Linked DNA regions of Mus musculus: region 1 is linked to region 2. Evidence: chromatin contacts called from ENCODE Hi-C data. All regions are on one chromosome and are shown on one strand. The core of a region is the stretch at or near the end of the contact, and the rest is flanking DNA. Distances in the headings are between cores, read along the strand shown. Region 1 holds the start of Cd6 (CD6 antigen). Region 2 holds the start of Cd5 (CD5 antigen).

The links. A loop is a pair of places that touch in the nucleus more often than their neighbours do.
Region 1: a map of T-helper 1 cell shows a loop between it and region 2 (2.9-fold over the local background). The contact joins the promoter of Cd6 here to the promoter of Cd5 in region 2. A Hi-C loop is called at or near these places in 8 of 37 maps with a recorded cell type or tissue (CH12.LX, T-helper 1 cell, T-helper 17 cell and 4 more).

Annotation. Positions count from the first base shown.
Region 1 is chr19:10,827,336-10,831,374 of GRCm38, forward strand. Cd6 (CD6 antigen) reads right to left here and starts at 2,723. Exons shown (of 13, transcript NM_009852.3): 1 at 2,473-2,723. The coding sequence starts at 2,521.
Region 2 is chr19:10,736,377-10,740,798 of GRCm38, forward strand. It overlaps Cd5 (CD5 antigen), which reads right to left and starts at 2,598. Exons shown (of 11, transcript NM_007650.3): 1 at 2,419-2,598. The coding sequence starts at 2,470.

The DNA of each region.
Region 1 (4,039 bases), core at 1,473-3,972, 91 kb after region 2:
TACTTACAAACTGCCTTTTCAGGACCCAGAAGACTTTACCCAGTAACTGAGAAAATGAGGACCAGGGAAGGGCAGGAGCTCAGGTATTGGTGAACTAGAAACACTGGGTGAAAACTCGTTTCCTAACACCATCCTCCCTCCAGTTAGCTTCTAGTTCACATCTCGGTCTCTTTCCCACCTTGGATGGAAACCAAGGCACAGAACGGGGCCCAGTGGGTCTGTCTCCCTAAGTCCTGGTCACCCAGTCACACACAGGCCTTGCAGAGGCAAGCCGCTGGAGAAAGCAGTACGAGACTCAGAACAGAGAGCTAGGTACCAGCCCTAGACAGAGGAGAGCTCGGTAGCTCCTAGGAGAGCTGGCATCCACCAACCCCTGGCATTCGCCAGCCCCTGACACCCAGAATAGAATTTAGATCACTCAAGTTTGAACACTGCTCCCGGGCAGAAAGCTCCAGAACTCTCTCCTGGGCTTCGCTCTCCTGCTCCATTTCTTCTTGTTGTCCATCACTTTTTCTACATTTTCTTTCTCTTTGCTCTTAACATTCTTTCCTCAAGCACATGTGGTCCAACACAGATCTGCCACCCTGTACACAGTTCCACAGATCTGTGCCCAGCCAGGGGGCCTGCTACATCAGGCAAAAAAGAAGGAACATTCAGGCCCTGGGCCCAGAGACTCAGCCTCCTAGACATCACCATGAGGGAGACATAGTGTCACTTTAGGGTGCAGTTTTCCTTACACCTGCAAAGCTTGTCCTCTTGGGACATTTCTCCATGGGACATAGACCATCAGGCACTGATGAAAGAGCATTGACCAATGAGGAGCCTGTTCCCTGCTCCGAGTGACTGACAAATTCTGAAGAAAATAACAGTTCGGAACCAGGATGTCCTTACCCACCTCCCTCGTTACCCCTCTAATTGGGAGAGCAGAATGGCGTAGGCCTTAGGCTCTAGGGCCTTGGTGACACCATTTCAATTGCCTCGAATTGGGTTCTACCACCATTTATTTTTAGGCTTTCCTCATCCCTTTAATTTCTGGCAAACGAGAAGGCTTTTCCACTTACAACATAACCAATTTTTTTCTTTCAAAACTAAACTTCTATCAGTGACTAAAAGCGGGTCAACTGACATCAACCCAGGGACAGGAAGGAGCTGAGGGAACTGATACTGTGCATGGGCCAGGTGCAACCCATACCTAAGGGTAGGCTCTCTGGAGCCCGCCTGCTGCTGAGGTCTTACCTTCCCATAGGCATCACTCTGGACCCATCATCTCAGACCAAGGACCTCTCAGTTTCAGCCCAAAGGGCTCCGTGCTCAGCTCAGCCCCAGCCCTCATCCATACTGGGAAGCAGTGGAAAGAGAAGGAGCTGGCTTGTTTGGGGCCCCGGTCTTAGCGGTCAGCAGACCTTTTCCTTTAGGACTTAAGCCTGATCTTGTGTCAGGCCTCTTAAGAGAGGCAGAGGTGGTGGCACTGATGGATAGGAAGAAGCAGAAGGCCTTGCCGTCGGCCTGAGTAGAAGGAGGCTGAGCTCCGAGAGCCAGTGCTTTGGAAACAGCTGGTCAAGAAAGGACAGCAAAAGCCCAGGCCTCTACTGGGCAAAACACATGCCAATTAACACCAGGGGACTTGGATGAAATGCCTGAAGATCCAGACAGAAAGAAGACACTTCAGAACTCCCCGAGTGCTCATAACCTCTGACCAGCTTTATGTCCCCATCCCTCTGCCTGGGCTCCCCTTCTGTAAGGCAGACCTAACTCCTTAGACCCTAAGTCTGTTTCTATACCATCTTCCTACCCTGAAATGTGAATGCCTGCCATGTACAGGGATTCCTGAGTCTCTGTGTATTGCCTGTTTCTGCTAGCTTGGCCTGTGCACTCTATCAAGTATCTGGCGACCTTGGGCCTTTGCTCCAGAACCCTAGTCCAGACTATGCAAGACTACTTCAGCACTTAGCAGCTCAGGAACTCAAAAGCCTTCTTGATCATTTGTGTCTCAAATTCATCCAAGAGGTTGAACCGAAGTCACTAAGAGTGAAGTCCCCTGGGTCTCCCTGGATTCTGTCTCTGGTCCTGGTGAACCCCACTCTGGGACTTAACATGGAAAATACTGATGCTGGCTGGTCCTCCCTCTCAAAGGAGTCGTTCCTTCCTTCCTGTGAGATGGTAAGAAGGTGGGAGAAGCGGGTGCTTCCTGCACCTATGGATGCGTGGGGAGCTCCTTCCTCAGACCTAGGCCCCAAGTCAGGCATGAGGTTCGTTCACCTCACTCCCAGGAGGCCTTTTATGATGAGAGCATCATCCGGCCCTTTAAGGGGTCCCTGCGTCACCTCAAGCCCCAAGCTGTTGTCACACCAGGATGGTCTTAGGTTAAAAGGCTCTACAAAGGTGGCCATGAGGAAACAGCTAGCAAGGGGCCAAGCAGACAGAACCCGGGTCCCCTAGCACGAGCTGTAGGAGGTGACAGAAGAGATCTACCTGAGAGAACTGCTGTCAGCAATCCAGCGATCCCAAGGAAGAGCCACATGTCTGGTGCTGTCTCCACTGCTACTCACGCCTGCCCATAGGAAGTGCCATCCTGGTTCCGGGAGACGGTTGTGCCACCGATGGCTTGTCTCACCCGTGGTGCCCTTTCTGTTCTTGTTCTCAGTGCCCTGTGTGCTGCGCACTCTCTCTCCTACACACAGGCCCAGCCTGTGAGTGTCTCACGCCTCTACCTTCTGCTTGTGGTTTTGGTCTCCAGGAAGCCAGGCTGTTGTAACAGGGGTGCTGTTACAGGGCTGTTGGGGTGGGGGAGCCAAGCTACCTTCCATAAGCCCACCAACCAAAGTGAACCCTAAGAATCACAGAGGCCATGTCCAATGAACGCATCCCTGAGGGTCTTCCAAGAAAGACAAAGAGGCTGTGCCTTCTTTCCTGGACACAAAGAGACAGCTCATTCCCAGAGATGCTCTAGTAACTGGTGCTAGAAGAGTGAATTAATGCGCCCCTGCTGCCCCTCCCACAGAATCCAGCTCTCATGGGGTTGCATTCCAAGGTTTGTGTTGTCCTTGGGAATGTGGTGACTAAGAGGCAGGAGGACAGAGTCTTGATGGACTCTTCTTTTGCGTGTGTGTATCGAGGGGTATGTCAGGTGTGCCGTGTGTAGTGTGTGTGCGTGTATGTGTATATATGTATGTGTGTGAATATGTGTGTGTGTGTGTTCATTCATGTGTGTGTATGTTTGTGAGAGAAAGTATGTGCATGTGTGTGCATGTGTGTGCAAGTGTGTGTGTGAGCATATGGTATGCGTAGTGTATATGCACATGTATGAATGTGTGTATCTATGTGTGTGTATATTTGTGCGTGTGTGTGTGTGTCTGTGTGTGTGTGTATGTAAGTTTGAAGCTGATGTCAGAGTAGTCTTCTTCAATTCAATTGTTCTCTGTTATTTATCGAGGTTGGGTCTCTCACTGTATCTAGAGCTCCTGATTCCACAAGTTTAGCTCGCCAGCTTACGCTGGAGGTCCCCATCTCTGCCTCCTAAGTGCTGGGATCTCAGGAGGCTGCCATACCTGCAGGGCTTTTGTGTAGGTCCTGACAGTCTGAGCTCTGCTTCTCATGCTTCTTTGGCAAACTACTGAACCATTTCCCCAGTCCTGGGGTGCACGTAGCAAGGGCCTAAGCTTTTCCAAAGGAAACCCCAAAGAATAGGGGGTCTCAGAGAAGGACTCCCCCCCACCTCCACGTGCCCCAACCCAGGTGGGAGTTGCACAGAGGTGCCAAAGAATCTGGATCCCATCTTTGAGGACTGCTCGCTGTTTGTGTCCTGGGCAAGAGGGCAAGCGGAGTTTCAGCAGATGGCTGTGCAGGGAGGCTGCTGGGGAAGGAAAAGATTCGGGAGGAAAGGGCTAGAGCGGGAAGGACCAGGCTGCCTAGGCGTGCTGAACCAGGCTAGAAAGTAGACTGTGCATTTAGCTCACCAATGAGCCCCCCCTCGTAACACATAGTAGGTGTTAAATAGGTTTTGTTGAGAGAATGTGGGAATGGATAATTTGTCTCTAAG
Region 2 (4,422 bases), core at 1,348-3,847:
GCTTCCAGATGACCCTAGTGTCCACTGAGCACTATCTCCACCACATATAGGCTAGGCCTACTGTGAGTTAATTCGTTTCCTTGCCATTTGCTGTTATTCTCCTTACAGTGAAGGAGAGGGAGGATTACCAAACCAGCGCCCGGGGTCACCTAGCCAAAAGTGCCAGAGTGGAACTCAAATTGGTTTTTGGAGTTACTGTGGTGTCTGAGCCACGTCCCCAACCCACTTCAATGATTGAGGCTCAGAAAAATTGTAAGAGGGGACAATGTGGGAACCCTAGCCAGGTTGTAAAGATCTTCATTCCTTAGGTCCTAGAGTATCCACAGCCCTATGCCTTGATGTTTGTGTCTCTGCTGATGAAGGCTTCTCCTATGGTCATGCTCTGACGTGTGAGAATGGCTTTGGGAACCTATTACTCCTACAGAGGTGGTGGGGCTGTGTGAGGGCAGAAATGTAGGCCAGGCTCTCCATGCTGCTCACCACCTGTTCCACCATGCGCTTGCCACTCCTGGGCCTCAGTTTTCACTCACTGTAAAATGGGAAGATGGCTCCACATATTTTCTGTACTATTCAGAAGCTAACAGGAAAAAAAAAAAAAGGATTTAAAAGGATTTCATGAAAATCAGGCCTGGTGGCACAGGCCTGTAATTCCAGCTACCGGAGAGGCTGAGGCAGGAGGATTGCAAGTTGAAGACACTCCTGGGTTATGGAGTAAGTTCAGGCCAGCTGGTCATTTATGGAGACCATGCTTCAAAAAGCTGGGGCCCTGTAGGATGGCTAAGTGGGTAAAGGCATTCTCTGCCAAGACTCATGTGCCAATTTCTATCTCTTGGACTCACAGGGCAGAAGGAGAGAACTGACTCTTGCAAATTGTCCTCTGACCCAATGGCATTCCTGCATAGCACACTTGAGGCTGCTGGGGAGGGCTGGTTGTAGGGTGGGAATAAAGTCTTGGTACACATGCATGTATGCACACACACACACACACACACACACACACACACACACACACACCCAAATGTCTAAAAACAGTTTTGTTTTTTTTTTAAAGTAAAAAGTGGCAGGCTGTAGCTCAGCCATAGCTTGCGTAGCATGTGTGAGGTCCTGGGTTCAATCATAGGACCATAAAAGTAAAATAAAAGTGCGAGCTGTTCCCTACCTACCCACGACTAAGAAACTACTTTCTACCTATAAGACTCTAGCAACATACAGGGACCATGTGCTCCCAGGCCTCCAAATGATAACTCTACTGGGGTGATGGTTCGATTCCATCTCTTCTGGACTCTGGCTTCCATGGAACAGGGGTACCTGCAGTCCTGCCAAGAGCTCACTCCATGCCCAGTGGGGACCATGGGTGGGTCCTGTCTCCTTGTGTGTGGGTCTGAGACTGCAGAGAAGGCCTGGATTGGGGCAGGGGATAAAGGCTTGGCTTCTGAGATTCTCAGGACCAAAGGGACCACATCAATGTCCTAGTAAGGTCCAGGAAGCAAGCCAAGATTTGTCAAGCAGGCATGGTGTACCTCTTACTGTCCAATGCACAAGGGGTGTGTACGTGGGCATCCAAGTCATGCTAACATGAGTGAAGAGGTCATATAGTGTCCAGGAGAGTGCACACACAGTTCTCATAGATACATACATTCAAAACGCACCCCTCCACATCCAGAGTCACACATTCTCACACTCACTCCTAGCTCTTGTAGGTACAGAGTGGGTATCTGAAGCCCCCAACCCTTCTCTGTGAAGTAGAAAGCCATTTCTTCTTTTCCATCCCACCTGGCATCCAGCAGCCTTTACCCCGCCACGTCAGTTTACATCTCTGCTCTGCTCTGTGCACATGCTGTGACCCGGAGGATCTCTTTGGGCCTCCAGGCCTAGCGCCCACAGCATACCTCTGGCTAGTCAAGAATCGCTTACTTTCCTGATGTCACTGATGGCCCACCAGCAGGGTCTCAGGTTTGGAGCAAGGCTCATGAGTTGGGGACTCCTTTAGAACTGACATAGGGCTGCTGTTTGAGCTTGGCATCTCTCTGTTCTTCCGCATCCTTATAAATGGACCATTCTGCCGCAGCCTACTCTGCCCGGAGCATCCTCAATATCAGGTTTGTGCCTCCCTGGAGGTGACCAAATAAAGGCCAGGCATTTCTAGGTGGCACCCTGGAGAGGGTGGCTGCACAGGTTGGAAACTAAGTGCACACTGACTTCTAACCCAAAGCTGAGAAAGACAGTGGATCAGGCTTGGCAATGCACGCGCAGAGCCCCGCGGAGAATGGGGAGTTGACCTAACCTCTGTGACCCTAAGCCTCCCTGCTATTGCACATGAGCCCAGAGTCAGACCTGGGAAGAACTGAGATCCTCTTACTGCACCCCGGTATGCACAGGTATTCAGCCTGGCAGTACCCAGTACCGGCAGAGACTCACCCAGCGTTCCCAGCAGGTATGTGGCAGCCAGCAGCACTTCGTGGGAGTCCATGGATAATGGCCTTCTGCTGCCTCAGCCTCAGTGAGCTCAGCTGGCCAGCCAGGAGAGGTGTCTGACTCAGTGTCTTACTGTCTTGGAGGGAGGGGGCATAAACAGGGGTGGAAAGGGGAAGCAGGCAGTGTGGGCCTGTGTCACTGCCAACCCTGTTTGAAGTTGAACTGTCAACTTCCTCCCTGTGAAACCACCTGCCCCAATTAGAATGGAGGCCTGAGTCTCTGTCAGCTTCCTGCACGAGGTGCCTGGAACTGCGGTAGTGCCCACTGGCCATTCTCATGGCTGGGCAGAACCAGGTGTCCTTGTGGGATGGGACTGTGGGGCAGAGAGAGGCTGGGAACTCCAGAGAGAGGTCGTTCTACTCTCAGGAGAGCTCACCCGAGGTAAAAGGGCAAGGGCCCGAGACAGGAGCCTTCCCTACAGGATTCTGAGTGGGGTGGGGACTGTGCAGGCGAGCAACTTCAGGTCTTATTGCAGGGTCAATAAGGAAAACCAAGACACAAGCCCTGCTCACTCCTGATGGTGTACGGGGCTGGAAGTCCATAATCTGAGTTGAATCCCTATGGGGATCTAAGCAAAGAAACAAAACAAAACAAGACCTTGCTAGGTAGCCCATGTAAGCCTGGAGTTTGTGGTAATCCTCCTGCTTCAGTCTCACAAATGTTAGAATTACAAGCGGGAGCTGCTGTGCCTAAGAATCCAAGAGTAATATTTTACCAGCAAGTATGGGGAGGAGAGTGTCTTCATCTGAGTTGAACTTGCAGCACTGTGTGTGTGTGTGTGTGTGTGTGTGTGTGTGAGAGAGAGAGAGAGAGAGAAAGAGAGAGAGAGAGAGAGAGAGAGAGAGAGAGAGAGAGAGAGAGAGAGAGAGAGAGAGAGAGAGAGAGAGATCTCCCTGTTGGTGTGAGATGCCCATTTTGGGTATGATCTCCATGTTAGGTATGAGATAGATATTCATGTTGGGTGTGAGATCTCCATGTTGTATGGTCTCTGGATCTAGATTCGTTCATTCATTCATTCATTCATTCATTCATTCATTCATTCATTCATTCAACATTATCAATGATATGCAAGAACTAGAAATGCAGCTGGCATGGTGATACACACCTTTTAATCCCAGCACTCAGGAGACAGAGGCAAGGTGATCTCTGTGAGTTTGAGGCCAGCCTGGTCTACAAAGTGAGTTCCAGGACAGCCAGGGATGTTACACAGAGAAACTCTTGTCTGGTGGTGGTGATGGGTTGGGTGCTGGGGACAGTCCCTACCTGGTGTGTCTGTTATTTTTTCCTTTGCTGGAACCCAGTGTCTCATGCTTACAAGGCAAACACTCTCAACTGATCTGTATCCCTAGCATCCCTTTGTTTCTTAAGTGCCCATCGGAGCCTATTTCCTCACAGTTTATAGAGAGCTTCACTGTCCATTGACCAGCCAGCCCACGCCCTCGCATATGCATGCATGCACACGCATGTGCACACACGCGCACACACACACACACACACACACACACACACACACACATGCACACACTCACACACACACACACACACACACATGCACACACTCACACACACACACACACACACACACACACACACACACATACACACACACACACACACACATGCACACACAAGGAAACCGACATCTCCTTCCACAGACCTCCAGACTCACTTCTTTATCAAAGGCAATCCAAACCCGGAGCTTTAGATTTATTTCCCCTTCACAGGCCTGAGTGTGATCTACTAGGTGGCTTCACTATGTGTTCCAACCTTCATAGAAGTCTGAATGTATTACCTCAGTTACTGGCTGTGTACCGGAGGGAACCCTAGTGGTGGGGTCCCTGCACTCCAGGTCCGTAGCTCTTCCCCTGCCACCGACTCCCTAGTAACTACCCCACAAAGTTTTCTACCTTGCATCCCCTAGACCTCAGGTCCTGTGCCAGCTGGGGA